Linked DNA regions of Homo sapiens: regions 2, 3, 4, 5, 6 and 7 are each linked to region 1. The links are chromatin loops, found by intact Hi-C in ENCODE. Cell type or tissue: endothelial cell of umbilical vein. All regions are shown on one strand. Links, peaks and the distances in the headings refer to the core of each region. The heading gives the core; the rest is flanking DNA.

What was found. A loop is a pair of places that touch in the nucleus more often than their neighbours do. Peaks named below come from ENCODE experiments on the same cell type or tissue, not always from the same donor. Only the 100,000 strongest peaks of a DNase experiment are listed, where the experiment ranks them.
Region 2: it touches region 1 in a loop (13-fold over the local background); 74 of 110 quality-filtered maps call a loop at or near these places.
Region 3: it touches region 1 in a loop (13-fold over the local background); 3 of 110 quality-filtered maps call a loop at or near these places.
Region 4: it touches region 1 in a loop (2.9-fold over the local background); 2 of 110 quality-filtered maps call a loop at or near these places.
Region 5: it touches region 1 in a loop (3.0-fold over the local background); 34 of 110 quality-filtered maps call a loop at or near these places.
Region 6: it touches region 1 in a loop (10-fold over the local background); 2 of 110 quality-filtered maps call a loop at or near these places.
Region 7: it touches region 1 in a loop (9-fold over the local background); 80 of 110 quality-filtered maps call a loop at or near these places.

What each region holds. Positions count from the first base shown.
Region 1 is chr1:6,792,519-6,796,885 of GRCh38, reverse strand. The region is part of intron 1 of CAMTA1 (calmodulin binding transcription activator 1); the gene reads right to left. Among named protein-coding and RNA genes, the nearest start is that of CAMTA1, 9.2 kb to the right of the region's middle. In endothelial cell of umbilical vein, for the core only: a CTCF peak has its summit at 2,557 (motif pointing left); DNase peaks (open chromatin) are centred at 1,035 and 2,525; H3K27ac peaks cover 1,861 bases.
Region 2 is chr1:7,068,294-7,072,660 of GRCh38, reverse strand. All of the region lies in intron 3 of CAMTA1 (calmodulin binding transcription activator 1), which reads right to left. Among named protein-coding and RNA genes, the nearest start is that of CAMTA1-AS3, 56 kb to the right of the region's middle. RefSeq lists an enhancer at 1,977-2,096. In endothelial cell of umbilical vein, for the core only: a CTCF peak has its summit at 2,067 (motif pointing right); a DNase peak (open chromatin) is centred at 2,120; H3K4me3 peaks cover 462 bases.
Region 3 is chr1:6,960,981-6,965,347 of GRCh38, reverse strand. All of the region lies in intron 3 of CAMTA1 (calmodulin binding transcription activator 1), which reads right to left. Among named protein-coding and RNA genes, the nearest start is that of CAMTA1-AS3, 51 kb to the left of the region's middle. RefSeq lists silencers at 2,009-2,058, 2,299-2,538, 2,769-2,868. In endothelial cell of umbilical vein, for the core only: no CTCF peak of the experiment used is centred there; no DNase peak of the experiment used is centred there.
Region 4 is chr1:7,537,822-7,542,188 of GRCh38, reverse strand. All of the region lies in intron 6 of CAMTA1 (calmodulin binding transcription activator 1), which reads right to left. Among named protein-coding and RNA genes, the nearest start is that of CAMTA1-AS1, 98 kb to the right of the region's middle. RefSeq lists an enhancer at 3,266-3,971. In endothelial cell of umbilical vein, for the core only: a CTCF peak has its summit at 2,260 (motif pointing right); no DNase peak of the experiment used is centred there.
Region 5 is chr1:7,215,907-7,220,273 of GRCh38, reverse strand. All of the region lies in intron 4 of CAMTA1 (calmodulin binding transcription activator 1), which reads right to left. It also overlaps the pseudogene RNU1-8P. Among named protein-coding and RNA genes, the nearest start is that of CAMTA1-IT1, 150 kb to the left of the region's middle. In endothelial cell of umbilical vein, for the core only: a CTCF peak has its summit at 1,832 (motif pointing right); a DNase peak (open chromatin) is centred at 1,883.
Region 6 is chr1:6,933,121-6,937,487 of GRCh38, reverse strand. The region is part of intron 3 of CAMTA1 (calmodulin binding transcription activator 1); the gene reads right to left. Among named protein-coding and RNA genes, the nearest start is that of CAMTA1-AS3, 79 kb to the left of the region's middle. In endothelial cell of umbilical vein, for the core only: no CTCF peak of the experiment used is centred there; DNase peaks (open chromatin) are centred at 1,347 and 1,927; H3K27ac peaks cover 1,010 bases.
Region 7 is chr1:6,888,037-6,892,384 of GRCh38, reverse strand. All of the region lies in intron 3 of CAMTA1 (calmodulin binding transcription activator 1), which reads right to left. Among named protein-coding and RNA genes, the nearest start is that of CAMTA1, 100 kb to the right of the region's middle. In endothelial cell of umbilical vein, for the core only: a CTCF peak has its summit at 2,289 (motif pointing right); a DNase peak (open chromatin) is centred at 2,304.

The DNA of each region.
Region 1 (4,367 bases), core at 108-4,107:
CGGCTCACCATTCATCAGCTACAGCAGGCTTGAAAGATACTATGGGCCGGAGGCTTAGCCTGAAATTTGGCCTGCAGAAGAAAACTCCAAATAAGATTTCTTCAAGAACTGTTCTAACGTAGTACTGAACTGCAAGCAGTGACCTCCCTAGAGGAGAAACCGGAGTCAACAGCTACACGAGTGCACAATCCAGGGTAGATGCACCCTAAGTCCAATACAAGGAATACTAGGCTAGTTCCACCACAATAATAATATCTTAAAATAAAAGTATCAAACAATGAAGTTATTTAAAATATGTCAAAGGCAAGAAAATGCTCCAAAAAAAAATCTAAATCCATTACAAAGGTAATTTGAATAAAACATCATTTAATCTCTAGGCCTAACCTCTCTGAAATAAAGCATTATATAATCTTCCAACTTAGTCAAATTATACAAGAAATGCTACTTTAGGCCAGCTCAGTGGCTCACGCCTGTAATCCCAGCACTCTGGGAGGCCAAAGTGGGTGGATCACTTGCATTCACAAGTTGGAGACCAGCCTGGGCAACACGGCGAAACTCCATCTCCGCAAAAAATACAAAAATTAGCCAGGCATGGTGGCGCGTGCCTGTAGTCCCAGCTACTTGTGAGGCTGAGGGATCACCTGAGCCCAAGAAGTCGAGGCTGCAGTAAGCCGAGAGAGATCATGCCACTGCACTCCAGACTGAGTGACACAGTGAGACCGTCTCCAAAAAAAAAAAAAAAAAAAAAAAAAAGAAATGCTATTTTATAACAAAGGAGCCATAGCATAGCACTCTCAACTTCCTGTAAGAACAAAAATATTGTGTCAATATGTTCACAACACAGTTCAAGTCACAAAATCATGAGATAATTAAATTGACTTTTTAGGTTTCAATCTGTTTAGCCAGAAACCTTATCCAAACTGTACTGATGCAAATCAGCATGAGAACTATAGCACTATCAAAATAACTCCAGTATCTTATCTTTTGTTTTACCTTTTATCAGTGATTTATGGGCTGACTAATGGTAAACTGATTTGTGCATGTGCCAGAAGTCAGCTCAGGAATACAAAACAGGAAAAAAATTTAGAAGAATCAGATTCATGAATGAAAATGCTGACGTCATAGTTCAGTTCCCAGCAGAGTTTAGAGTAGCATATAAAAAACAGTGTATCTTCTGGAATGTTAAAACACCAAAGTCATTTCGTAAAGGAAATAAAAGAAAAAGTCATTCCTTGCTCAGAATGAGGGAATGGAGAAAAAAAGAGAAAAGCTCAATTAACAACCTTTTCCACAAACCAAAAATGAAAAATATACAATGTATATGGCACAAACTATCATAACTTCTAAACCACATAATTATTTTGTGTTATTGTTAGAAATAATATTTTTTAGGCAGGGCATGGTAGCTCACACTTGTAAATCCCAGCACTTCGGGAGGCTGAGGCAGACGGACTGCTTGAGACCAGGAGTTCAAGACCAGCCTGGGCAATACAGCAAGACCCCACCTCTACGAAAAAGAGAAAAAAAAAACCTAAGCAGCCATGGTGACACACACCTGTAGTCCCAGTCACTCAGGGGGCTGAGGCAGGAGGATCATTTCAGCACAGGAGGCCAAGGCTTCAGTGAGCTATGGATTGCACTACTGCACTCTAGTCTGGGCAACAGAGCGAGACCCTGTCTCTAAAAAAAAGTAAGATAAAATAAGTTTTAAAAGAAGTCACATTTGTTACAGGTGATGACTAGTTGTGTCTCTAAATAAGTAGGACACAGCCGCCCCCCAACTTTAAATCTTTCTCCCACCACACGGCATAACTTTCAAAAATGAGTGCATAATACAGCTAGGCAGTCCTCCACTGAAAATGACCCAGCACAGGCCTACCACACCTGATTTTAAGTAATTCTGAATAATATGGGGTGGAACTCAGTGACCAGAAGAAAGCTCCTGAATTTTTATGTGAGGGAAGAAAAAACAAAAAAACAAAAAAACAAAAAAAACAAAAAAAAAGCCTTTATCTAATGATGTAATATAAACTAATAAAAAAGATTATAAAAATTTGATTTACTTAGAACTATTAAAAGTGGCTAGTGGCATGGATTGTTCATATTTTTCATCTCTCGGCAGCACTGAAAATACAACTAGTAATACAAACTTCTGTAAAGTTTAGACACAATTTACTAAAATCCTTTTATTCAGGACACTTAAGTAACTGATTCCTAGATGTCTAATGTTTCCCAGGGAATTTAAGATTATTACATTCTTAGAAAATAACAGTGACCCTCACATCCTTGGTGACCTCTCCAAAGCACAAAACTGTAAGGACATTCTCTCTTCTTTACCATTCATATGGCTTAAAGTAGCCATTCACCCAAAATGGATTTTTTTTAATTTAAGCAATAAACAATTTTGCCAATAAACATTTTAAAAAGAAGATCTTATTAAGTTAAAATGCAAACATGCCAGTTTTATCTGTAAATCTAAAATGTGAAGAGATCATCTCACATTGTTGCCACCACAAATATCTTTGAAAGAACATCACTACCCCCTTGTGGATTCGCAATAAAAAAATCCTTCTCTTGAATCTTTTTAAATATTCCATTCTGCTGAACTTCCATCAAAGTTTTCATTTTCTTCACTAAGAAGGGTTATTTCAATTACTTTTTAAAAAGACAAACAATATTTTTCTTAAAACCAATCCAATCAACTTATTTGTCCTCTAAGCGTCCCCATTTTGGGGAGCATTCTTTATACGTGTGCATGTGTTGATTCAATACAATAACCCTATCAACATTCCATTTCTTCTTCAAATATCTGAATTTATACTTCCAGTCATCACTTTGAGATTATTTTTAATCATAAATGAGTAATTTTTTCCACTATAACATCTTTTTTCTTTCTATCTGATAATTTCACACTTTGTACCAATTTCTTATTATCACTCCCAAATGATTTGATATCCAAGTGCCCAGAAAACCAACAGGGCACATATATCCTCAGAAATGACTTTTCAGAAAAGGATTAAAAAACAAATTTAAGTTTTAAGAACATTAATTCTTGATTGTATTAATATACCTTCAGAAATGACTCCTGGCAATCTAAATCAAGCACCATGAAGGAAAAATAGACAATAACTTTTTTTCAAAACTTGTAAAAAGAAAGGCTTTCTCTCTCTCTCTACGTTGAAAGAATACCTCTGGTTGTATCTGCATTTCATTCTAATATAAGACACAAATACACCTTGTTGAATGCACACTGTAAAAGAGATTAAGTGAACTTAAACATCTGATGTATCCCTTATCATAGACACTAAATTTAGCTGAAAGTATAAATCATCACTGCACAATGCACAGGCTACATGGAGAAAGAGTCATGACTGACTGTACTGCCCTTACTGGAAGTTAGCTCCCCATTCTCTTAGACATGTTGAACACAAAAATAGGGACATGGTAATTTACTACTGTCAACATTTATTCCAATGGTTAGATAGGAATAAATGGGGAAAAATCCACTTTGCAAGTGTTTTTAAGTGACTGAATACATAATCTTACCTTGTGGTAACTGATAAGGGGAAAAAAATGGAAGAGATACTGCATGGTCTGCTGAACGAATGAATGCTCTATGTCCCAAAAGTCACACATCAGCCCCACTGAGAATATTACACATCCAAAAATTATCTGCTTATGCACCTGTCCAAAACTAGCGACTGAACTGCACAGCAGAACCAATCAGAGCTGGGCTTCACAAGGTTTTGCTTTTCTGTTGCTATGACTATTGTTTTGGGATTTGCAGGTAGGGGAGATATATATAAGATATATATAAGAGTGGGGTATATATATATATAAGAGTGGGGTATATATATATAAGATATATATGAGTGGTATGAAGAAATGAAGTTGGGGTGAGACCTTTGCCACTTAGTCTCCACATAATAACATGTTTAAAACTATTAAGAACACAGCCCCAAACGTTTCTTTCAAGAAATGTCACTTTGTACACATGAAAACTACAAAACCGTAGAGAGCAGAGTGATGAATACAGCCCCAAACAAGCATATCTTCCTTGAAGTTACCTTCGGCTCACAGTCTCAGGAAAGGATATGTTACGTGACTTGAAAGCCCTGGCTAAATTTGAAAAACAAAAACAAGAAAGTAACTGCAAAAGGATTCATGTACAGGAGAACAAGCAACCATGTCAGGATAGAGCCAAACACTGAGGTTGAATATGGAGGAACCTTTAAAAAAAAAAATCTCTAGTCATTCCATCTTATGCCATGTCAATCAGTTCGAAGTAAATGAACAATCCTCCAGAAAAAGAGCAAAAGGGGAAATAATGTGGCTGACCCTTGGCCTCTCTTTGCAATGGGGTACAT
Region 2 (4,367 bases), core at 296-4,295, 280 kb before region 1:
CCCCTGACACACTGCCTGGCCCTCCACCCCACTTTCTTTTTTCTCCACAGTCGATAGTCCTGCCTGACGTTCTGCAGTGTACTCTGCATCTTGCTATACTATTTGTTGAATGCCTTTCTCTAGTCCTCACTGGAATGCAGAGATTTTTCTCCATTTTGATCACTGCTATATCTCCAATCCCTAGAACAGCACCCAGATTTCATAAATATTGAATGAAGAAATGAATGGATAAATGAATGAATGAGCAAGTAAATCTGTTCAAGGTCGCACAATAAATGCTGGTGCCAGGTTTCAGATTTGGGATGCGTGCCTCCGGAGCCCACACACCTCGCATCCATACTCCCCTGCCTCTGGCTGCCCAGACATGTTGCCTGACAACCTCAAAAGTCAGAAATAGCCAACCAGCACACAGCCAGGGAGGAAGATGGTATAAGCCCCCATGTGGCTAATGGAACCAAGTATCTGAAATAAGATGTTTGAATTGGAAAACTGAGGACATATTGCCATGACAGTAAAACCACGTGTCGTTCAGCTCAGCTGGGATAGGTCAGCATTGAGAGTGGTCATAGGGCTGATTTCCATGTAGAGCGGGGTACCCACAAAGCCCCACAAAGCACAGAACAAGCATTTGCCCTTGATTCCAAGAAGGCTCAGGAGATGCAATGCAGAAAAGCCAGTACGAGTCCATCTTCACCACTGGGGAAATCACCCAAAACCCTGATCCTACCAGCAGAGCCAACCTCTGCTTCATCCCTCAAAGACAGCTTGGACAAACACCTCCGTCCTCTTTGCTCATTTGGATAATGGCCCCCCAGGCAGGAGGACACGGGTATTTTCAGCACATTATGGCCCAAATCCTTTGTTTTAATTGGTCCCAGGCATTTCCACTTTTAGAGCCTCCTTCACTTACTTGGTTTAAAGAGTCAATCTCTGAATGATCCAATAGGAGCCCAGAGAGTAGATAAGATAGTGAGACTAATCTATAACATTTGTGTTTAATGGTTAGATATTAATTGGCTTTTTAAAAAGTGCGTAAATCGGTCCATTTTTAGTCTTTCTAATCTGTTGGTTCTCATTAATGAAGGAGCAATATTCATCAACAGCTCTGCACTACACATCACCTTGTAAAACTATAGTCCGTTTATTTTTAAAAAATAGATTTATCACGATTTGAAATATAGAAAGTCATTAAAATAATAATTAAAAACACAACTACAAGCACAATAAAAGTTTCATGATAATAAACTACATTTTAATGTATATTAATTCCCCTAATGATTTACTCCATACATCTTACAGGGTGAAATCAATGTCTGTACCAAAAAAAATTCAATTAAATTCTATTCACTGTATCTTTCAAGTGAGTCTATTGTTTGCTTTTGTCACCTATCAGGCCATTTGTCAGTTGTTCTAGCTCAAGATTACAAATAGAGGGGACATGGCCCCATCAAGGTCAGAAGAAACACGTCCAAATCCTCCCCAATCCACCTTTACCATCTCCTGTGCATTTGTCACTGATGACCTTGTTTGAGGAGAGGAGGAGGAGGGGGAGGCTCGCTCCAGTCCATACTCCTAAGCAAGCCATCAGTCTGCGGGCTCTGACTGGCACACTCTCTCTCATGCTCAGCCAGCCTGTGGGCCTCCAAGCAAGCCCCTGCAAAGAGCAAGCTCAGACTGTCCCTCTTTAAACTTCCTCTTGCCCCAAAACACACACCAAGTCAGCGCCTCTCTTCCAAAGCTCACTTCCCCTCAGTGTTCAGAGCCAGAAAAAGCACATCTGCTTTCCAGTCCCCTGCACCAAAGCAAGTCTTTGCCTTGCCTGAGTGATTTTTCTAGACTTAACACTCACACACAATCTCCATGCTGAGAAAACACTGCTGGCGACAGTTTGACAAGCTGGAGGGCTGCCTGGTGGAGGCGACTGGGAGGACTCCCTCTCTGGTCCCCTCCCTATAACCCACCCTGCCCAGAGATGCCTCGGAACCAGCAGGAAGACCTGGGTTCAGGGCCAGGCCTGGGTCTGAGTTGCAACCTGGGATCGTCGGCTCAACCACTCCCTTTGCTGGTGACCACTAGGGGGCAACAGGCATCACCGTGATGAGAGAGAAGGTCGTGCTCAAAAGGTTGTGCAAAGCCAGAGGAGCTTTCGACTTTGGAAGGAAAAGAAATCACTGCAGAGCCTCATTCTATCGCTGCGGGAAGACAACAGCGACCACCAGTATCACGCCCATTTTTCAAGTGAGGAAAAACAAGTAACTGAATGAAAAATGATTTACTACGGGACCCAACATGAATTAGTGTCCAAGCTGAAATAAACCCAGATGTGGCTGCTGCATATTCAGGCTCCTTCATGAATTCCCGTGAAAGTCCAGAAAGTGCAGTACAATATCCACGCCTCCTTTCTGGCCCCTCCGTAGCTGCGATGTCGGGGCGCCTATGAAGCCCTTTTGAGCCCGCCCCCATCTGATGCTGCTGTTCTCTGTGTGGGCAGAGGAAAGGAGAGGCCAGTGCAGCCCCTGAGGCTGGCGGCTCCGGACACTTCGGGCCCCGCCTCTCAGAAAAGCCCGTCCTGCTCCAGAGAGCAAAGGGTGCATCCTTCCGAGGGAGCTGCGGCTCACCGGAGGCCCCGCACATCCCCAGCGGAGGAGGGCGAGAGGACGTGAACCAGAGGCCGCGGCAAGGAGTAGCAGGCGCAGAGCTCTCATTAACCAAGATGGCCTCACGCTGGTGCCGGGCTTTATAAGTCTCAGCTGCACAATGCTTTTTAAAATATAGGTGCAATTTGGGCCTGTGGTTAATACTGTTTAATTTTATTTTGTACTGCGTAATATTTTCCCAAGTTAGGCCCAGGGTAAGTCTGGAGTCTCAGCTCCAAACTTTGCTGATTTGGCAAATGGATCCAGTTAGCAGCCACACACAAGCCCTCGCTACCAGCTCCTCTGCCAGTCCCCTGTTCCCACTCCACTCTCAGAGGCCACAGCACCCCCAGAGCCTGCTGTCCAGGCTCTCTTGTTCCTCTCCCCTCACGGGCACCCCACTACCCACAGCCCACCCTACGGAGAGGCAGACAGACCCTGTGGTCCCTGGGACCAGATGGCCCAAACGGTCCGCTGACAAAAGACCTGTCCCGTTGGCTGACCCTTGGCTCAATTCGTGTGTTTATTCTCCCAGCAACTACTGATTGCCCCGTTGCCCCGTGCCAGGCCCCCTGCATCCCATTTTCAGTTTGGAAAATATGATCACTGTGATCCCGATGGAAGGAGGTGAGGCTCCAAAAAAAGGAATTGCATTTTCTAATTCTGGTTCCACCACTTACAAGCTGTGTGACCCTGGGCAAGTCAGTTAACATCTCTGAGTCTCATATTTGTCCTTGGAGGGTCTCTGGGAGGGCTAGGTGAGACGAAGCAACAACCACCTTCTGCATAGCATGTGGCATGCAGTAGGTACTCACTAAATGACAACGGCCTCTTCGTGGTGAAGGATGACAATCTTTCCCAGTTGCCTTTGGGTTAAGGGAACAATCATAAAATAAAGACATGGCCGGAAATGGGAAAACACTCCTAGGATACCGGGGGCCCAGCAGGGTCAAGGGCATGGCAGGAGGTGTCTGAAACTTGCCTTTCCTGCTCGCCAGCTCTGCGGAGGCCAGGCCTGCGTCCAGCTTGGCCATTCCTCCCACCGTCCCTGGGTTCTCGAGCAAGCGAGTGAACAAAGAGAGGGAGCAACTTAGAGGAGAGTGTCTTCCTGCTCCACTGTCAATTATCTGCACAAAAACATGCTGATATATCTGCTTGGCCAAAGCACCCGGTAAGTGCTAGCATGTAATAAGAAAGAGAAAGAAGATTTTCACGCCCAGCATGCTAAGAAATAAGAAAATGACTCATAGTCCCAGGGCAGCCTTTCGAGTGGCTGGCAGGGCCCCTGCCACTGAGAGAGGCCCTGGCAGGCTAATTGGGAGCTGGGAGCTGAATTGGCCGGATGTTCAGTAGCCATGAATTTTTCTGAATCCCAATAAAGTGCCTTTTACTTTATTTGTCCAGATTATTTATAAATGGATTTTTCAATAAAAAACAGAGCTCGGGATGCATGATGGATTTTCTCTGGCACCTCACACAGGGCACGTTCATCCCCATCGTGGTCTGCCTGGCCCAACAGCACATGCCTTGATCAGGCCGTCCTCTCTTTGGGCCATAGATTGGCTTTCAATAATTTCTCAGAAGCCCGTGGGTAGTCACCAAATTTAAACTCATGTCCGTAAAACTCAAATTCAACTCAATAAGCGTTTATTGATATCCCACGACATACAAGATATTAAGCTCAGTGCTGTGCTGGAGAGAGGCGGTGGAAGAGGAAATCCAAGCATCTTA
Region 3 (4,367 bases), core at 284-4,283, 170 kb before region 1:
GGCTGCGTGCCCCCTACACACACACCCACACACATACACACATGCACAGACACAAGCACACACTTAAACATGTGCATGCCCCCAGGAGCACGTGCCCACACACATGCACACATGCACAGACACACACAAGCACACAAAGTCATACACACACACTCATGCTCATACCACACTCACTACTTTTCCCGAAGTGGCTTTCACATATTAATACATCTCACCAGAAATACAGCCCTTCCGCTGGCCCTGCTTCTTCCTTGCCAGCACCATGCACCCAAGTAAGAGAGGGTCAGGCAAGTCTCCCAGACAAGACCCTCCCTCTCTGTTAGCACAGACTCTAAGTCTCTACCTGCTGCTCTGCGACCCTTGGAGGAGGGCTCAAAGCCCCTCCAACACAAGACAGCTCTTTCCCAGCCGACCCGGCCTCTCCTTCCCAGCTCTCAAAAAAGACACGGTGGAAGACAGTCCCCTACTTCCATCCACAAAGGCCTTCAGCTGACTCGTCTCTCCATAGAAATCTCCTGGTCCTCCTTCCAGAGAATCCCTGGCGGCATCTCACAAGCAACATATACTGAGTGCTTCCTGCATGAGGCCTCTTGGAGAATCCAGCCACTCCTCTAAGCACCTCAAAGGGACCAAAGCAAAACAGCGTCTGCGGGGATTTCTTATAAAAGTGTACAAAGGAATGAGTGTATCAGTCACGTTTCTACTTGTGACATTAGCCTGTGGGGGCAAGAGAATAAGAAAATGTAGCCTCCTTAGTATAAAGTGTCCATATGGACCTACAGAGTGGCTACTACCAGAAATATGCTTTCTCCAACCTGGGAGAGAGGCAGCCATGGCTTTTCCACCCAAGAAACAAAGACTGCAGTGTCAGATAAAAGGTGGGACCTAGGCACAGTTCTTCCAAGTTCTATGACATCCTCTGAGACACTGCAGATGGAACATCCAGAGAAGCCATCACGTTGTGCCCCTGTACAAAACAGCCAGGACGCTGCGCCCTCCCCAGGTACCCAGGACGCTGCACCCTCCGGGGGCACCGAGGACACTGCACTCCTACATGAACACCCAGGACTCCGCACCCCTATACAGACCCAGGACACACCACTCCTACCCAGACCTCCAGGACGCTGCACCCCTACCCAGGCACCCAGGCCCCTGCACTCCTACATGAACACCCAGGACACTGAACCTACCCAGATCCTCAAGACACTGCACCCCTACCTGGGCACCCAAGGTACTGTGCCCCCACCCAAAGCACCCAGGACACTGCAACCAAACCAGACACCCAGGATTCTGTATCCTACCCAGGCACTCAGGACTCTGTACCCCTAACCAGGCACCCAGGATTCTGCACCCCTATCTGGGCACCCAGGACGCTGTGCCTCACCCAGAGCACCCAGGACACTGGGTCTTCTGCGACAGGCGCCCCAGCCTTTAGCAGGACCCAGTGTCCCCCAGGGCACAAAGGGAAGGAAACTGAAGTGGAACAAGGGCCCTGGCCCTTTCCCATTGTTAGGGTCAGGGCTCTTGGCCCATGGTGAGGGGCGTCTCTGCTCGCACGGTCGCCACCTCCAGTCCGCAAAGCGCAGCTCCCCGAGCCGCGCCCAGCCCCCAGGCCCCGGGAGCGCGCCCCCCCAGCCAGGTCAGCAGCCCGCCCCACCAGGTCTGGGGAGGGGTCGGAGAGCGGACAGGTGCAGGCGGGTTGAGGCGCCGCCTTGCCCGATGCTTCCCCTGGCAGCTCTGCTTCCTTTACTCGGGGTTTTAAAGGTCATGTTCTCCGTCAGCGGAAACATTCTACATGACACTTCTGAGACAGAGGCTCCTTTAGAGGCATTTAATCCAAGAAAGGCACCCCCTGAAGAACAGGGTTTATAGGTCACGGCTCAGACGGCCTATAAATCACGCTTGCCGCTGCGGGGCGCCAGGCGGGAGCTTGAAGGCCAGGAAAACAGGGTGGGGCCCGATTGGAAAGAGGGGTGGCTCCAGAGGGGCGGCGCGGGCAAGGAGGGGCCAAAAGGGATGGAGGGCGGGGCCAGTCACAGGGCAAGGCCGGGATGGAAAGCGGGGGGGGGGGGGGGGCCAGGTGGGTGGGAGGAGCCAGATGGGGCGGGGCCCATAAAGGAAAGATGGGTAGTTCCAAAGGGGCGGGGCGGGTGAGGAGGAGCCAAAAGAGATGGAGGCTGGAGCCTGCCAAGGAGCTGGGTCAAAATGGAAGGTGGAGTGGGTGAGGCCAGAGGGTGGGATGGGTCAAATGAAGGCGGGGCCCTAATGGACAGAGGGGTTGGTCCAGAGGAGAAGGGCCACAAGGAATGGAGAATGGGGTCTGCCACAGGGCGGGGCCAGGGTGGAAGGTGGGAATGGGCAGGGCCAGACGGGTGAAAGGGGCCAAATGAGGGCGGGGCCCCAACTGAAAGAGGGGTGGGTCCAGAGGAGCTCGGCAGGCAAGGAGGGACCAAAAGGGATGGAGGGTGGGGCCAGTCACAGGGCAAGGCAGGGATGGAAAGCAGGGGAGTGGGTGGGGCCAGATGGGTGGGAGGAGCCAGATGGGTGCGGGCCCAAAAAGAGGGGTGGGTCCAGAGGAGCTCGGTGGGCAAGGACGAAAAGGGATGGAGGATGGGGCCAGCCATGGGGCAGGGGCAGGATAAAAGGCAGGGAGTGGGTGGGGCCACGTGGGTGGGTGGAACCAGACAGGGGCAGGTCCACAGAGGAAAGAGGGGTGGGTCCAGAGGGGCGGGGCGGGTGAAACGGAGCCAAAAAGGAGGGGTGGGGCCAGGTGGGAAGGCTGGATGTGGGCGGGGCAAGATGGGTGGATGGGACCAGACGAGGGCAGGTCCATAAAGGAAACGGGATAGGTTCTGAGGGGGCGGGGCTGGCAGGGAGAGAGGAACCAAAACGGAAAGGGTGGGGCTATAGAAAGGGTGGGCCCGGGGAAGAGGCCAAATCGGAGGGCGGGCCCAGAGGGGGAGTGGAAGGGAGGAGGGGCGGGGCGGGGTGGGGAGGGGCAGGCGCTCTCCTCCAGCTGCCCCTGGCCCCTCGCCCCAGGGACCAGCCTCCCAGCAAGGACCAGCTGACCTGGGGGGAGTAAAATGAGGTGGGTGTCCCCGCTGCACAGGCCGGGGACACAGCGTCACCTGTTGTCTGAGACCTGCGTGCCTTGTCGGGGTCCACCATGTATCTGGCACTCGGAGCACACGTGTGTCCTGAATAAATCGGGGCCCCGGCAGAGGCATGAGACAGAGGCGTGAGGCCCAAAGCAGCAGGCTCCAGGCTCTTGCGCGCCACGGACACCGCGAGGGAGACACGTTTGGGGACAGCCCGGAGGCTGAGGGGGCTTGGCTTTGACCCGACAGGGCAAAGGACTGCCATACCGGAAGACGCTGGACTGGCCGCCGGGGAGAGATGCACAGCGCCTTCCCTCCCTCCCCAGGAAAAGGGGCTTCCCTGCAACAACCTCTGAGCAAGGCGCACTCTGGCCGTCCTCCCAGGGACACCCAGCCAGACGCCCCTTCTAGTTTAGAGGCTGGGGGCAAGCCCGGTGAGAAAGAATCAGTCTAGTCCTCGTTTGCACCCAGTTTTCAAACATTCAAGCTGGGCTGGTCCTGCGGTATTCATGTCCTTTGGAGACCGAGAATGAATGGGCTTGGATCAATTCAATCAATCCCCTCAAAATGTTAAAAACCTAAGAAAGGTCACTGCCAGTGAATATTCCTTTCAGAAGCCTCACCCTCCCCACCCGCCCCAAACTCCAGAACTATGTGTCAAGGAAACATGACTGAGAGCCCTGGGCTCTCACGCCCCCGGCTCAGCCCAGGCTGCCACTGGGCCCAGGGTGAACACAGGACCCAAGCAATGGCCAGCAGGAACGCATGGTGGTCGGCAGGCAGCGCACCTTCTTGCCGGCCCAGCACCCAAGGTCTTACCAGCACCCCAATTCCCTACACGGTCACGATGGTGGCGCCTGAACTGGGAGGGACGTGACGTGCAGAGCTCATCCCAGCAAGTCTGTCCTTCAGTTCCCGCTAGGTCAGTCCCTCTGGCCTCCCCAAAGCCCTTCCTTCCAGCGTGCTCCTTCTGCAAGCTACTTAGATCCTCACAACAGAATCCCTGTTTAGCTTAATTTAGCTAGAGTTGGTTTCCACGGCTTACAACAAAGGAAACTTAACTGCATCGCAGCCCAATCGCTTTCTCCAAACCTTCCTAAATTCAGACAAGTTAGGGAAAAGAAGAGTGAAATGAGAATTCATTCCAGAAACTCCCCTAATAAGAATCACTATATACAATCTGTAGCTACAAAATCACTTTAAGCAGATGTTTTCACTCCAGGCTGCCTGGGTTTAAAACTCCCAGCTCTACCACTTACCAGATGTATG
Region 4 (4,367 bases), core at 147-4,146, 750 kb before region 1:
ATCCTTTTAGTACTTTCCCATGTCTTATAAATGTTCTACTATGAGTACGCCTAATTTTTCTAATTAGAAAAATATTTTAAAATTGTATTCATTTGTTATAATGAGCCTGTTTGCCTTTGTAATTAAAAATTTTTAATTAAGAAAAAAGTGAAGTTAAAAAAAAATAGCCATTCATGCAACCAGTATTTATGGCACACATCCTGTGTTGGGGTGTAACGCTTGGTTCTGGAGGAACGCCGAGGAAGCAGTGAGAAACATGGACGGTGCTGGTGACTTCATGGACTTATCTTGTTGGCCAGGCAGAGCAGTAAACAAAAAAACACGTCAGTGTGGTCAGCGCATTCTGAGCCCTTCCATGCACCTCTCCCAGGGTTCTGGCAGGATCTTGAGTTCACCAGAACCCCTGTGGGTGACCACCCTGGTGCCTGCAAGCTGAGCCTGGAAAGTTAATCACGTGACCACAGAACAACCAAAGGCTGCAGTGGGGGTTTGGGGGAACGCGCCCGTGTAACTTCTGTGTGTTTCAATGGTGCATGCCGGGGAAAATGTTTGTTAAACACATTACCCTTTAATAAACTATAACTTAAAAGGCAATGGCAGGTTCTAAGTAATCAATACGACATTGTAATAATTTCAAGCAAACAGAGATTTATATTCCGTGCACCTTGGGCAGCAATTACTTTATTCTTCTAACATACTTGTGAGCGCTGCTTTATTTTCACTTAAACCAATTTGCTTTATTGACCAAATCAAGTCCTGTGGCCATAATATCAACCCTTCTCCCAACCTCTAACTCAGCAAATCCAGTTCCCATCAATAATTATGACAAGGGTGGTGATTTCTTTCCTCAAAGCCAAGGCAGCATGGACGAGATCTGTCTAGAGGTATCATTTTCCCATTCTCCCTTCTCCAGGCAGGAGAGAAACAGGCAGGGGGCTTGCCCATGCAGTGAGGCCAAGGGTCAGAAAACAAATCCCAAAGCGTCAAAACGTGAGGACATGGAGGGAGGGAACCAGAAAGGAAGGGAGGGAGGAGTGCAGGAGAAAGAAAGGAGGCTGGAGGAAGGGCATAAAATCTGGGCCATGTACAGCTGGAGCCTCGAGGAAGGTCACTCTGTCCTGCCCAGCACAGCCCCCACATCCCTTTTTTGGCAACAGCCAGTGTGCGGAGGGACCCTGCAACCTCCAGTTCTCCAGGTCGACGTGCCCAGGGCAGGTTGTAAGCAACTTGCTGGGACGTGCCATTAGCTAAAGACCAATGACCTCTTCCCTCCTCCTGTTGGTGCAGCAACTTTGTGCAACTAATCAACTAATTCATTCAACTTCAGAGAGGTAGGCCAAAGCCTCTATGATTGAGTCAATTAATCAAGGACCAGAGTTTCAGGTTTTGGCAATAGTTTTCTTGACCTTTTTTTTTGACTATGTAACTATCTCTCAGAAGCCTTTAACTTACTGCATTTTTTACCCTCAACTGGCCCACGTGTTTCCACTTGTACTCTGGAAGGGCCAGCAATTAGGCCCATACGTCCAGGTTGGTGTCCCTGAGACACAGAGGTGGGCGGTTTTGGGGGGTGAATCCAGCTGTCGTGCAAAGAGGAATGTGCACAACATTTCCTGCACCAGTTACCCATGTCCTTGGAAAGTGTAGACATCTATTGAACTCACAGCCATGGAGCTGAGCTGGGGCCTGGATGCCGGACTGCTACCCTTCCAGCTTCTATTCTCCCCAGCAGGAGCTGCTTTCCTGGGTGGGGGGTGGCAGGATTTCAGAAACTCAGCCAGGAGCTCATGGAGAGACTCCAGGTTAGGGTTCTCTCCTGGTAAAATCTGGTCCCCAAAGGAGCTCACCCTGACTAAACCCTGCCCGTACTCCAGTTCTAATGCTGGGCCCCAGCCTGGGTCCCCAGGGCTGGAATTCCTACGTGTCTTCCATCCACCCATCCATCCATCCATTTCTCCATTCATTCATGCATTTAATTAATTATTCATTGAGTCGCACTTATGCACCAGCACTGTCCCCATTACCAGGTACACAATCATGAACCAGGCACTGTTCTTGGAGTGGGGCCAGATCATGGCAACAGAATCACAGCACACAGAGAAGGATGTACAACGTTGGGTGTGTACAGGGTTCAGAGGAAGCCCAGGGCAGGGCACGACTAACGTCCTAGAAGGTAAGGCTTCCTGGAGGAGTCAGCATCCTAGCTGGGCTCTGAAGGAGGAACAGAAGTCTGCAAGGTGATCCATGCAAAAGTAAGGGACAGCCCAGCAGAGGGCGCTGCTTGATCCCCTGCCTGAATCTCAACTCAGGCCAACCTTCTACCTGGCCCGCTAGTTCTCTGACTCATGAGATGCCTATCAGGCAGTTCTCATGCTGTCTCTGCAGGCACCTTCCACGTTGGCCCTGCCGTCTGGCCCTGCCTTCCTATGTCTGCCCTCATCATTCCTGGCTGGAATTTCTGTGAGATCTTGGAGGTGGGCAGACTCCACCATGCATGTGTGATGTAGCCAATTCTGTATGAGAACGATAGCATCCTAAGTGGAGTTATTTTGACACTGTTCCAGTTTGCATAGGAAACAGAGGAATCAGGCTGCATGTGCTGTGCAATGCACAACTCTAGGAGGCGCCATTCCCACAAACTTCGGAGTGATATATCCCCTGGAATGGTTCAGCGCAATAGCCCCAAGAGGAACATTCTTCACTCATACAAAGAAATATGCTACGTGCTTTCTCTTGAAACACATGGCCCACTTGTACTATCTTTCATTTCCCACTTTTGGAAGAAACCTGGGTAGAGGGAAATATTTCTTTAAGAAAAACCACTGTGCAGACACCATAAGAAAAGGCCACTGCTCTTCAGCCTGAGCACTGGGGAGATAGCCTGAGAGGGTGTGGCCTGGGAAGCCAGATGGCCCACGTCCTGTCCCCCAAGGCTGTGGCTGTCCATCAGTCCTGCCTGTTGCAGCCATGTGGGGATTTAGGGCCAGGAGGTCAGGTCTTCTGATTCTTCAAGAAAAGTCATACATCTGGGTTTGCATGTGAAACTCCCAGATTTCTATATGTGGGTTCAAATATGTATAAAACACTGGAAGGCCCGAGGGCTCTGTGCTTGCAACCCTGGCCCTGAGGGTGGCAGGCTGTTTGCATCTGGAGGCTGTGATCTCCGAGGGGAACTCTGAACCATGGGGAGGATGAAAGGGAAGGAAAGCAGGCTGGGACCCCTCTGGCCAGGACATGCTAGAAGGTGCTAGTAGTTCAGCGCTTGGGTACATTTTCAGGAAGTTCAAATGACCGGAAGCCAGGAAACTCCATGCTCCTCCAGTGTCAAAGTAGAAAGGTGGGTTCACCCACACTGATAGCTCTATGCTGCCTGGTCTAAGCATAGCCTGGGGCAGGGCCACCAATGGAGAGGCAGCTGGTCAGCTGGTCACACGCCCTACCTCTTTAAGAACCCCCACCCCTACATCGTAATGAGGCAGACTCAGTTTGTTGGGGTCTGAGGTCTATATAGTTTGTTCATTTTTTTTTGTTGAGAGACAGGGTCTTGGTCTTGATCTGTCATCCAGGCTGGAGTGCAGCAGTGTGATCATGGCTCACTGCCGCCTCAGCGTCCTGAGCCCAAGAATTTTCCTGCCTCAGTCTCCCTAGTAGCTGGGACTACAAGCACTTGCCATCACACCTGGTTAATTTTATTTCTTTTTAGTAGAGACGAAGTCTCCTATGTTACCCAGGCTGGTCTCAAAACTCCTGGGCTCAAGTGATCCCCCCGCTGTGGCCCCCCAAAGTGCTGGGATTACACTGCACCCAGCCTGGGTATTTTTTTTTTAATGAAAAGAATACATAACTCCTTGTGTATTCAGTTGCAGGGGCCTGGAGACAGCCTGTGACCTGGCCTGCTGATGTCTGCTTGCACTGACTCATCACAGCCAATTATACATCTTTCCTCTCAACTTTGCACTCAATGACATCATGCTGGTAGCCTGAGAATTGGCCGTGGTGGGAGTACTCGCACTATGGAGATTGGCAAATGCCACAGATCAGGCTTTTCCCCCTAGAGAGCTGGTTGTTCAACAGCTACCAGCACAACACTGCACGTGCAAATGAGGGCTCCAAGCTTGAGCATCATTAGCTCCGTGGTAAACTTGCCTCTGATCGTAACACATTTATTAGGCAGGGGCCCATGAAGAACAGAGCAGAGAAAAACCTAGAGCCACGACGTCAGACAGGAGGAAAGACTGTTTTCTGAAGTAGAAGAAAATAGGAAAAGACCCCTTTGAGAGGAACAGGTTTTCCCTTCTCAGTTTGAGCTGGGAATGAAAAAGATTTTAAAAAGTCTTTTTTTCTATCCCCAAAAGGCGAGACTGAAC
Region 5 (4,367 bases), core at 206-4,205, 420 kb before region 1:
TTCATAGGTGGTCTATTTCCAGAACAAAGATACTCCATGTATTCATCTCACAAACATTCTTGACCCCCTGCAATGAGTCAGGCGTGGCGCATTCCCTAAGCCACGCAGCGCTGAATCTGACTATGGTTTCGGGCTTTGTATGAGAATGCTGTAAAAATATGGTTGGCTGACATCTGAGTTAGCTCAGGCTTCCGTAACAAAGTACCAGAGGCTGGGTGGCTTAAACAGCAGACATTTATGTCTCACAGGTCTGGAGACGGGAAGTCTGAGATCAAGATGCCAGCCAGTTCCATTCTTGGTGAGGGCTCCCTTCCTGGCCTACAGACGGCCACCTTCTCACTGTGTCCTCACAAAGCAGGGAGAGAGCTCTAGTATCTTCCTCTTCTTTTTTCTTTGTTTTGGTAGAGATGGGGTCTCCCTGTGTTGCCCAGGCTGGTCTCAAACTCCTGACTTCAAGCAATCCTCCTGCCTCAGCTGCCCAAAATGCTGGGATTACAAGTGTGAGCCACCACACCAGGCCCCTCTTCCTCTTCTTATAAGGGCACTAATCCTATCATGGGGCCCCACCCTCACAACTTCACCTAAACCTAATTCCCTCCCAAAGACCCCATCTCCAAAGACTATCACACTGGGGTTAAGGCTTCAGCACATGGATTCTGGAGAAACACAGATATTCAGTCCATGGAAGATGGTGTGTCTCCTTTTTTTTTTTTTTTTTTTTTTTTTTTTTTAAGAAAAAATTCAAATGTCAGGAGAGAGCACAGACACAGTCCCCCACTACCACAAATGATGCAGTGAGTTTCCCACATTTGGGGAAATCACAAGGGTCAACACATCTGGCGCACAATGGATAAGCCTCACCCTGGGAGTACCACCTTCAGGATCCTGGTATATCTCCCGTGCCAGGTAAGCATGGCGGGTCCCTTCTTGATAGAGACCTACTCGCATATACACAATGTAACAGCCACCAGATCACACTCACCCCTGGCAGCAGAATGGCAACGCTCCCTCCCATATGCCACAATAGTAAAAGGCTCGTTGAGTCCAACCGTAAACACAGAAACGGAAAACACGCCAGTATTTGGCTGAAGTGTCTATGAAAAAGGGCTGGCTGAACAGATGCCGGTGTAAACAAGCTTACAGGGGAGACACTTCACCTTCGTAAGAGAGCAGACCTTTTAAAGATATCCTCAAGATTCTTTTATGGTACAATTAACATGAAAAGATGGTGTTCATAACAGGCTTGAGTTACAATTGTACTTGAAATTGATATAACTGCACACGTCTCCTAAAATGCCACGTAAGGGACTTCCAGGTCGCCAAGGTAATGATAGCCACAAAAACTCAAATCTCCCAACGCATCCTCTGAAAACTACACAGATCAACAAGAAGAACAAAAACAACCACACAAATCCCACACACCTTTCACACGACTGGAAAAAAGAGACACTATAAACATCAAATTAACAAATTCTTGAGTTCCCACCCAGAACTTTTATAAAGAGCAAGAGGATAAGATGGGTCCAAAAGCCAATGAAGGCAGACGTCGAGCATGGAGAGTTTAGGAATAAATTACAATTACCTGAAGAAAGAGAAAGTACATCCTACAGGGAAGAAAATACCAAAAATGAATCCAGATAGACCAGAATATGGACTAGAAGGAAGTGATTTAAAGGTAGGCAGGGGCAGCATTGGCAAATGTGCAGGGGAGGGAGGGAGAAGCCAGATGTGGGCATTTAGGATTCTGCAAAACAAAAAATAATGATACATCCAAGGACCCTCAACTCCTCCCGCCCCTCCCCCAAAAACCAGTCATAAAGAAACTGCACTTCGCTGCACTGACAGAAGAGGGAGCTCTTGAACTAAAAATCACACGAACCACTCAATGTGGCGATGTAAGTGGTCTTCATCTGTAGAAGACTATGAAAGAAAAAAAACTAAAATGAGAATACGACACTTACCCCAAAATCCCAACCATAAGGTGGAGGGGGAGGAACTGTGTCATAACACTACAAACTGAATTAAAAACCTCAACGATGCATTTGAAAAATATCCTCAACGCTTGTAAATGAAAAGATCAAATAACTTACTATAAGGGCAACAGAGACAGTTGTCAGCCTTCTCAAAAACAACTTAGAAGGTGGGGCAAGGATGGAGCAGCAGTTTCATAAAACTCAAAGATTTTATATCTAGCGAAGCAGACCCTCAAAAATCAGAGGTACAGAATAAGAGTTTAAAATATGGGAGAATTGAGTGATGTACCCACAGGCGCCTCTGAAGGAATCTTCTAGAAAATTAACTTCATCCAACCAGGAGATGACTAGGGACTCTTTGGCAAAGGAACTTATGGGGAACATTTAATATATTTAATTATGGACCTAAATTAAGTGTGTAACTAAGGTTAAGAGAATCATACATAGATTATATATGTTTTGTCAACTACAAAATGATAGGAAACAAAAAAAGGAAAGACAAAACCAGAATAAGCTCAGTGATGCTTGTATAAGCAACAGGTAGGAGTCAAGAGACTCCATTAACAACTGAAAGACCAAATGGTAAAAGTTAGTAAGAGACTAAAGGGATTTTTAAAGGTAATGAGTACAAAGGTACCCATTAGACTAAAAATGAGAATTTCTTATATATAAAAAGAAATTAAATGAGTATAGAAAATGCATCATGTAGAAAGACAAGTACAGCAAGTAGAACATAATACACATTGCATTTATTATATAAGATATTATACATATTGGACATATAAATAAAAGTGAATGGGTTTACTTATGAAAATAAAAAAATTTTCAATTTGGCTTAAAAAGAAAGATCCAACTATATGTTATATATAAGAGGCATACTTTTAAAAAGAGTGTATTAGTTTGTTCTCACACTGCTATAAAGAACTGCCCGAGACTGGGTAATTTATAAAAGGAAAGAGGTTCAACTGGCTCACAGTTCCACATGGTTGGAGAGGCCTCAGGAAACTTACAATCATGGCAGAAGAGGATGCAAACACTTCCTTCTTCACATGGCGACAGGAGAGAGAAGTGCCGAGCAAAGGGGGAGAAGCCCCTTATAAAACGATCAGATCTCGTGAGGACTCACTATCATGAAAACAGTATGGGGGAAACTGTCCCCATGATTTAATTTTCTCCACCTGGTCCCACCCTTGACACATGGGGATTGTTACAATTCAAGGTGAGATTTGGGTGGAGACACAGAGCCGAACCATATCAAAGAGATTCAGAAAGCCTAAAACTAAAAGGATGGCAAAGACATATGAGGCAAATGGAAATAACAAAACAAGTATTGCAATCTTGATATCAAAGTAGAATAAGTATAATTTAAGAAACAACATTATGACACCTTCTAATGCTAAAAATCACATTCCACAATAAAAATATAACCATAATGAGTATTAGTGCACCAAACAAGACTACAACCACTTTTACAGGAGAGGAAATTGTAGGAAATATAGGCCAGGTTTGATGGCTCACACCCAGCAATTTGGGAGGCCAAGAATGGTGGATCACTTGAAGTCAGGAGTTCAAGACCAGCCTGGCCAACATGACAAAACCCTATCTCTACTAAAAACACAAAAATTAGCCAGGCGTGGTGGTACCTGCCTGTAGTCTCAGCCATTCGGGAGGCTGAGGCACAAGGATTGCTTGAACCCAGGAAGCGGGGATTGCAGTGAGCCGAGAACTCAACACTGCACTGCAGCCTGGGCGACAGTTCTGTGAAAGAACGAAAGAAAGAAAGGAAGGAAGGAAGGAAAATGAAAGAAAGAAACTGTAGGAAATATAGATGAAAACACTAAGAATAGTGTGTTTACCACACCGCTGTCAGTACAAGAGAAACCAGATAGACAAAAAATAAGTAAGGACACAGAAGCCCTAAACAATATAATCAATTTCCTTGACAAATCAATTTGTCACTGATGTGGTTTGCATGTGTGTCCCCACCCAAATCTCATGTCAAACTGTAATCCCCAGTGTTGGAGGAAGAGCCTGGGGGAGGTGACTGAATCATGGGGGAGGATTTCCCCCTTGCTGTTTTTGTGATAGTGAGTGAGTTCTCAGGAGATCTGGTTGTTTGGAAGAGTGCAGGACCTCCCCCTTCACCCTCTTCCTCCTGCTCCAGCCACGCAGGACACGCGGGCTTCCCCTTCGCCTTCTGCCATGATTGTAAGTTTCCTGAGGTCTCCCCAGCCATGCTTCCTGTAAAGCCTGTGGAACCATGAGTCAATTAAACTTCTTGTCTTTATAAATGACCCAGTCTCAGGTAGTTCTTCATAGCAATGTGAGAGCAGACTAATACAGTCATACTTCATACTTTTTCCTTGAATTACCTATTAGTAGATGGGGAATCTA
Region 6 (4,367 bases), core at 257-4,256, 140 kb before region 1:
GGTGATGGTGATGATGGTGGTGGTAAGTGGTGAATGATGATGGTGATGATGATGGTGATGATGGTAGTGGTGATGATGATGGTGATGGTGATGATAGTGGTGGTAAGTGGTGAATGGTGATGGTGATGGTGATGACGGTGGTGGTAAGTGGTGAATGGTGATGGTGATGGTGATGATGGTGGTGGTAAGTAGTGAATGGGGATGGTGATGGTGATGATGGTAGTGGTGATGATGATGGTGTTGGTGATGATAGTGGTGGTAAGTGGTGAATGATGATGGTGATAAGTGATGATTATGGTGATGACAGTGATGGTTATGGTGGTGATGACGGTGATGATGGTGATGGTGATGGTGGTGGTAAATGGTGAATGGTGATGGTGATGGTAAGTGGTGAATGGTGATGGTGATAAGTGATGGTTATGATGGTGATAATGGTGACGGTGGTGATGATGATGGAGACGGCAGTGGAATCCTCTCTCTGTTTTTTTTGTCTTTTTTTTTAAACAGAGTCTCACTCTGTCGCCCAGGCTGGAGTGCAGTGGCGTAATCTCGGCTCACTGCAAGCTCCACCTCTCGGGTTCACGCCATTCTCCTGCTTCAGCCTCCCGAGTGGCTGGGACTACAGGCGCCTGCCACCACGCCCAGCTAATTTTTTGTATTTTTAGTAGAGATGGGGTTTCACCGTGTTAGCCAGGATGGTCTCAATCGGCTGACCTCGTGATCCACCTGCCTCGGCCTCCCAAAGTGCTGGGATTACAGGCGTGAGTCACCACGCCCCACCCTCTCTCTGGTTTATAGTAACTTCTGGTCAATACATCAAAAAGCTTGGTGGCAAAAGAGCTCTGGTCACAGCCCAAATCCATAAGCCAGAGCTCTCTTTCCTCCCCCAGTTCTCATGTCCTGCAGGCTCAGCAGATACAATCTTGAATCCTTATTCATCAAAGAGAAGGTCAGGAGAAATGAGCCTCCCTCTCCCCCAACCCCTGAGTTAGCTCCATTTACAGAAACCTCATCCCCCTCCTGCCCCCATCCACAGGCATCTGCCTCTGGCCACCAGTGACACCAGGCACCACCAGAAACACTCAGCATCATCTCTCCTCCCTGAATCCTAACTGCTAAACCAGTGATTGTATTTCATTTCAGTGGAAATGCCATCACTTTGTACTAAATCCCACCATATACAAAACATCGAGTGGCTTCTCCTGATAAGAAGAGATATAGGAAAATTGCCACATTAGATACTGCCTATTATCTGGGCTACTTTTGTCGAAAACAACACATCATAGGCAGGAACTAATGGCACAGACTTTCAGCAGCCAACCTAAGTCCCCGCAGACTTCACTCCAAGAAATCTGATGCTTTCCACCTCAGTCAGGGCACTGCTGCTCCATCCCAAGTTTTTATTTTCCAGAAGGTTTTAACGGAAGAGAAAGAGGAAGGCAATTCTCTGAGGCCATCCTCCAGGCTCAGGCGCATAACCTTAAACAGTTAGACCTCCGACAGCCTCGAGTCACAAAAACACAGTGGCTTCCTGGGAGCCAGAAGTTCTGGTCTCCAGTTTCCGACCTGCCACCTTCTGAGACCCTGAGCCCACCCCTCCAGACTCTGCGGGGTCTCCATCTGGTGAAGGAGACGGTCCACCAGGGACTGTCTAGGGCTCCTTCCATTCTGAGATGCAACTAACAGTGATTTCCGTGCCTGCAGCAGAAACATGAGCATCCACTGTCGGCCAGCACTTTTCAGTCCAGGAAGGAAAATCATTCATTTTGGCTCAAGAAAACCACGGAAAAGTTTACTTTTTGCAAATGTTTTCTTTACAAAAGCCAAATCCCAGAGCTGATGTGATGTCGGGCGGATTAGACAATTAAAGCAGGCGCACAGAATACAAATCTGCATTTGTTCAGCTGGGTCTGGAGGAGATCGCCATTTCCTTCCTCCCTCAAGTCAATTTATTCAGAGAGCAGCCTTCTCTCCAGATAAGCACATTGACTTTAAAATAAAGTGTGTGCCAACAGCTGCAGCCCCGCGACTGGAGCAGACAGAGATGTGGCATGGAATGATAATTAAATATATTTTCATCATCCGTCATTTTTTTTTTGCTGCAGGTGCCAGGGTAATAAATCTGGACTCGCCTCTTTTGTCAGCTGGCAGTGAACACATTTTAACGTGAAATCTCCTGGGAAGAATTAAGAGTCACTTGGCCTTGTAAAGGAGAAAGGGTTTTACTTCCAAACTGCCAAGTGGGGAGCTCACAGCTGATTGGTTTCATAATACTTTATTATTTGACAATATATATGCCTCGGGTTGTATTTCAGAATACCACACCTACGGGATAACCAGCGCCGTGAGAGATTTGTCATCAAATTCTAGAATAAAAACTTATTTGGGAAGATTTTCACCACAATTTCTTTTTATGAATCCCAAATTTAATGTATGATTGACTAGGTATATTCCCATCTTTGAAACTTTTCCTGCATTTCTTTTAAGTTCCCCAATAGTCTTTTCTTCCCCTTGTAACATATTGCAGGGAAATCTGTTGCTCTTGCTGCCTGTGGTCTGAGTTAGGTGCTTTCGACTGGCCTAAGGAGTTTGGTGGACTTTTTATTTTGACAGTTTAACAGCTCCTTCTCCCCAGGGGAAGCCTCAAGTGAGCAGTCCTCGGAAAAGCCCAAAGAAATGGCACATCATAGCATCCTCAGAGCCCTGCCTTCCTCTCCAACCATACGCCCTCTGCAAGATACCTTCACTGAAGAGCAGGGCTAGGTAAAGCCATGGTGCGGGCATAAGAGGGGAGAGAGGGGAGGGGGTGGTGGTGAAGGGAGGGGAGGCATTTGCCCCGGGATCTCGGGCAGCTCCTGCCGGCCACAGGTCTCCCCTGGAAGGCAAGGATTCCACAGTACCTGTCACAGCCAGCAACACACAGAGACACGCAGCTAGCCCAAGCGGGTCCACAGTGGCCAAGTTCCTTTTCTCTCCTCCTCAAAGGAATGTTCTGGAAAGGAAATTCCTCCCACACCTGCCCTTACCCATCCTCCCAGGGCACCCATTCACCACATCCGTGGAGCCTCAAATATGAATGCCTAAAGCAGGTGACATGGGGCAGATTACAGCAGGAGGGCTGTGTGTGCCTCTTTTACAAGAGGGGTGGTTCCTCTGCCATGCCCTGACTGAGGGCCATGAGCGATGCTAACTTCCGGGAGCATGCCTCATCCTTCCGGTCCACATTTCTCAGAGGACACCTGGGCTCAGCCAAAAGCATCCCATCCTGAAACCCTAAGGTCAATGCAGAGTGTCTCTGAAAATGCCTTATTAAATACCAATAACCTCCCCTTCTGCCGACCACGGGCGCTGGCCCCTCAGTCACTCATATGGTCCTACACCCACCGGTGTGGCAGGACAGCAGGTGGCATAGCTCCAGAAGAGGCCATCTGCAGAGAGCAATGTGAGGCTCAATCCCAATCAAAATCCCAGCAGGCTTTGTGCTGGAAACTGACAGCCAATTCTAAAATCCATATGGAAATGCAAAGGACCTCGAGTGGCCAGAACAACTTGAACAAGAATAAAGTTGCAGAGCTAACACGACTTAGATTCACAGGATTTCAAGACTTGTTATACAGCCACACTAGTCAAGACAGTGGGGTATTGGCTTAAAGACAGACCACCGGATCAATTAACAGAACTGAGTCCAGAAATAGACCTTCATATATATGGATAAATGATTTCTTACAAAGGGGCAAAATGCAATTCAGTGGAGAAAGAGGAGTCTTTTCCACAAATAGTGCTGAAATAATTGGATGTCTACGTGCAAAAAAAAAAAAAATGAAAAACGAACCTCAACCCATACCTCACACCATATGCTTTAACTGAAAATAGACTATAGGCCTAAATTTTAAAATCTATAAAATTCTGAGACGAAAACATAGGAGAAGGCCAGGCACAGTGGCTCACACCTGTAATCACAGCACTTTGGGAGGCCAAGGTGGGCAGATCACTTGAGATCAGGAATTACAGACCAGCCTGGCCAACATGGTGAAACCCCACCTCTACTAGAAATACAAAAATTAGCCAGGGTTGGTGGCATGTGCCTGTAATCCCAGCTACTCAGGAGGCTGATGCAGGAGAATCACTTGAACCTGGGAGGTGGACGTTGCAGTGAGCTGAGATCATGCCACTATACTCCAGAGACTCCATCTCAAAAAAAAAAGAAACGAAAACACAGGAGAAAATATTTGTGACTTTGCATTAGCTAAAGATTGCTTAGATGGCCAGACACAATGGCATGCACCTGTAGTCCCAGCTATTCAGGAGGCTGAGGCAGAAGGATCATGTGAGGTCAGGGGTTCGAGGCTGTGAACAGCTACTGCACT
Region 7 (4,348 bases), core at 349-4,348, 95 kb before region 1:
CACAGATCGCAAACAAGATGTAGCCTCTCAGAGGGGGCCGCAGTTATCCCAGAGCCTGCTGATGGTGCTGGTAGTGTCAATGTCAGGAAGAGGATGAGATGAACTCACAACCCGCCCAATCTGGGATTTCTGAAGGCACAGTATGGCGAAGTTTGGTTAATTCAAGCCCAACAATGCTGATCTCACAAAATTTAGTAAAGATCTGGGCTGAAACAAAATGTGAAAATTGTCTACTAGACTTTAAAGAATGATTATGTATATGAATGCATAAATAAGGTTGCTGAAGTAGAGGTTAGCCATTTTAAGAGGGGAACCACAGCAGTTTCAAAGCCTCCTGATGGCAGAAGTGGGTGGGCTGGTGCTCAGGATGTGTCTGTACAATGACTCACGTGGACCTGGGCTCTAACTCTGGCTGTGCAGTCTCACCAGGCCACTCCTTGGCCTCCCTTACAACATTCAGGTTCATGAAAAGGGAGGGACGAAGCTCTCCTTGCTGGTCTTTCAGGGTTGCTAAGAAACCAAATGAGATGTTGTCTGTGGCATCACTTTCTTAAACTGCAGAAGTACATAAAATCTGAGCTGCTACTATTTTTTTCATATACTAATGCTAATCATAGATTATTTATGTATTAAAATTGGCTGGTGGACTTTCTATTGGGAAGTCCAATAAGCTTCTTTCCTTATTTCTGAAGATAAAAAACTTTTTGTTTTGTTTTTTGAAGATGCAGGTGCTACTACCTTGACTTAAATTGTAATTGCTTGAGAAGTAGCTATGAGATGGCAAAAACGCCTAGTTGAAATACTGATGAAAACTGACTACCCCATGTTTCCTTAGGCTGCACAACTCATTAGCTGTACAAGCAGGGAAAATATTTAGGTGTTAAGATCCCGGAAGATCACAGAAGGCTATTCTAATGTCAAATGACCACAGACACAGGGCAAGCTAAAACCAGAAGGATGGTTTGGAAGCAAATGCCAACACATCTACAATGGAATTCAGGGACTGAGCGCAAACATTTCTGTCTTAGCAAAGTGGTAAATAGGCATTTAAGCCAAATTTGATCCAAGTTCACAGAGATTATATATATGAAAACTCATCAGGGAAACTCAACAGTATAAAAGTGGGGATTGCACAAGAAACCAGGTAAGGGATCTATGGGCACTCCAAACTATCTTAGCAACTTCATTATAAATATGGGATTATTGTCAAATGAAGTTCCTTTTTAATGACCTTCTAATCAAGGTGGGGAGGCTTGCCTTTGAGGAAGGAAAGAGAAATGTCTTTAGCAGCAGTCTGCATAGGTCAATGTGTCAGGACTCTCAGACACATCATCTCACATCATCCTCACAACTCTCTCTTGACACAGGTTCAAAAGACAGCTTAGAATCTGTGACTATTTCACAGCTAAAGAAACTCATGAAAGAGTGACTTTCTTGAGGTCCCACAACTTTTCAGAGTGATGACAGGATTCAGTTTTTGGTCTGCCTAAAGAGTACAGAATCTGGCCAAGCAGGCTGGGCAGGGTGGCTCATCACCTATAATCCTAGCATTTGGGGAGGAAAGCAGGAAAACTGCTTGAGGCCAAGAGTTCCAAGACCAGCCTGGGCAAAATAGCAAGACCTCGACTCCACAGAAAAATTAAGAAATCAGCTGGGCATGGTGGCCCCCACCTGTGGTCCTAGCTACTCAGGAAGCTAAGGCAGGAGGATCACTTGAGCTCAGGAGGTCAAGGCTGCAATAAGCTGTGATCATACCACTGCACTCCCTCCAGCCTGGGCAATAGAGTGAGACTTCACCTCAACAAAAAAAAAAAAAGAAAACTGTCCAAGAGCCTAAGTGGGCAAGGTGGGCTGCCCTCCAGGGAAGACCAAAATGGGAAACAAAGGCCTATCAAAGACTAACCCACTGAAGGCCCACCCCAAGCTGTGCCAGTCAGTCACTCAAAGGCCATCAGGGAGCCTTCCTTCCTTAACCCAGGAAGTGACATGGTCTGCTCTTCAAAAGGAGCTAAGAGATGCATCCAAAAATGGATGTCCTGGTTCCTCATGGGAAATCTCAACATTGGTAATCCCTTCTTATATCAAGTCCACCTGGAAATTCCCTCACAACCTAAGCTGCTGAAGACTTGCTATAAAGCTGGTACTGAGTCAATGCCAGGGCCATGGCTTAATGGAGTAGGAAACTGACGAGCACTGAACACATGAAAAAATATGAAATTACAGGGCCAGTCATAAACTGGCTTCTCTTCAGCAGAGCCTCCGGAAGGCTCCTGGGTCAGAGTCCCTCTCTGCCTGACGTCCTCTGTGTGCCACCAGAGGGCACTAACTCATGGAACTGCTCTTTAAAATCAGGTCACACACAAACTGCAGGAATGTTGAATGAAAACTAGCCTTCAAATCAATGAAGTGCTAACTATGTAATTTTGACAGTGGCTTTAAGCATTTGCTGGTCAAAATTTTCAATTTAATTCTACAAAACTTAAAGGTACACACATGCAGCAGCAGAAAATACTAAAAACAGTAAGCTGATCAAACCTTCAGATTTATGAAAATAACATATAAAACAAATAAAATAAAACTAAGAGTGATGCATGTGCTCCTGCATCTCTGGTCACAGGGGTTGTCGTATGGATAACCCATCCCAGCATCTTCTACACACACACAATATAAGAGCGCCAAGAAAAACATGCTGATTTCTCCTTTGCTTTAAAAAGCCACTCTTCATTGAATTACAAGTGGACATTAACCATAATAAAACTACAGTACCATTTATTAAGCATGATTAAAACATGATTTAATCTTCTGTGCTAGAATCCTCGTAAGACAAGCAGCAGACACTGACGAGTGCGCACTGCGGCCTAGCTTGCTGTTCTAAGCACATCCCACTTACTTTACTCCCCACATCCCTCTGAGCAGCGATACAATTCCATTTCAGTAAAAAGTTAGTTCGACCTTGCATTTCTTGAATGCAATCAAGAATTTTTCTTTACATCTGTATCCTCTGCTTATGATTTATTTGCCATGAAACTATAAATACAGATTTGTGAGTTCTGCCTCATTAACTGCTTTCTACATTTATTTCTTCACCTCAGAAAATTCATACTTGTTATACTTTCATAAGAGTGTAAGATTATATAATCAAAATAATTCAGCAATCAGTTGAATAAAAAATGCATCATGACCAAAGGTTTTTTCGTTTTATTTTGCTTTGTGGTATGTAAAAAATTTAGCCTTTGCTTTTATTTAAAAGGAACTGAAACAGCTTTAATGGTTTGATCAGAAATATTGGTTACTTCTCTATGCAAAATAAAACTCAAGTTCAATTGGACATTGGTTTTCCTGATTTTAGTTGATTTCCCTCAGTGTGTAATAAATAACTGAAGTTTACACTGAAATGAACAAAATCTGACAAATAAGCTATACCTAAAAAGAAGTTTCAGTTCTTTAAACAATTCGTTACAAGTTAGTGCTACAAATAAACTCACCTTGAGGTAACAGCCTACATCACAGGATACTGTCTCCTTGGTTTTGTTTCTGTTCTTTGCTTAAAAAAAAAAAAGAAAGAAAAAAAGAAAAACTTCCTCAAAGGTTTTTAAGAACAATATTGGTATTCTGGCCTATGCCAACACACAACGAATAAAGACGGGGTAACCATGGCATCTGTGGAGGTATCTGGAACAAAAGTACTTCTGTTAGTATTATCTAAGTAATCGCCTCCAAGTTTCCTCTATATCTTTGTTAATGCCTACTTGATCTAGAAAATATTTTGATTTATCTTGTTTACTCGATGCCAAAATTTACCTTAAATAACTGAGAACCACTAAGTATTTGCCTGTTTCCTGCCTCCCTTTTATTTCTCCATGTTTCTTTCTAGACTCTCACTAGATGTCGATATTACAGTATTCCAGAGACATGACTCATGTTTCTATGCATCTCTGTCTTCTACTTCTTCAGGAGGCACCGATACCATCACATATAGTAAGTCTGTAATTCATAATTCCAAAGTCCTGATATGCTCCAGCTTCTCACAGCACCCTGAACTAGGCTTCCAGTTACTTCAATCACAACAAAAGCTTTATGCTTCTTTCCAAACTTTCACTGCTTTATCATTGGAAAAGGTATTTATAAATGGCAAGTTAAAGGAAAAACATTCAGAAAGGATGCGACGCAAGTGACCCACACATTCGTTCAACAGCGTTTATTTAGACTCTGCACTGTGTCAGCACTGTCCTATGCACTGAAGATACAAGGGGACAAGACAAAGGCCCTGCTCTCATGGAGCTTCCATTCTGATGAGACAGGTGGTAACTGACTGGAAAACATACCACCGCTGGGGCAGGTGCTAGGA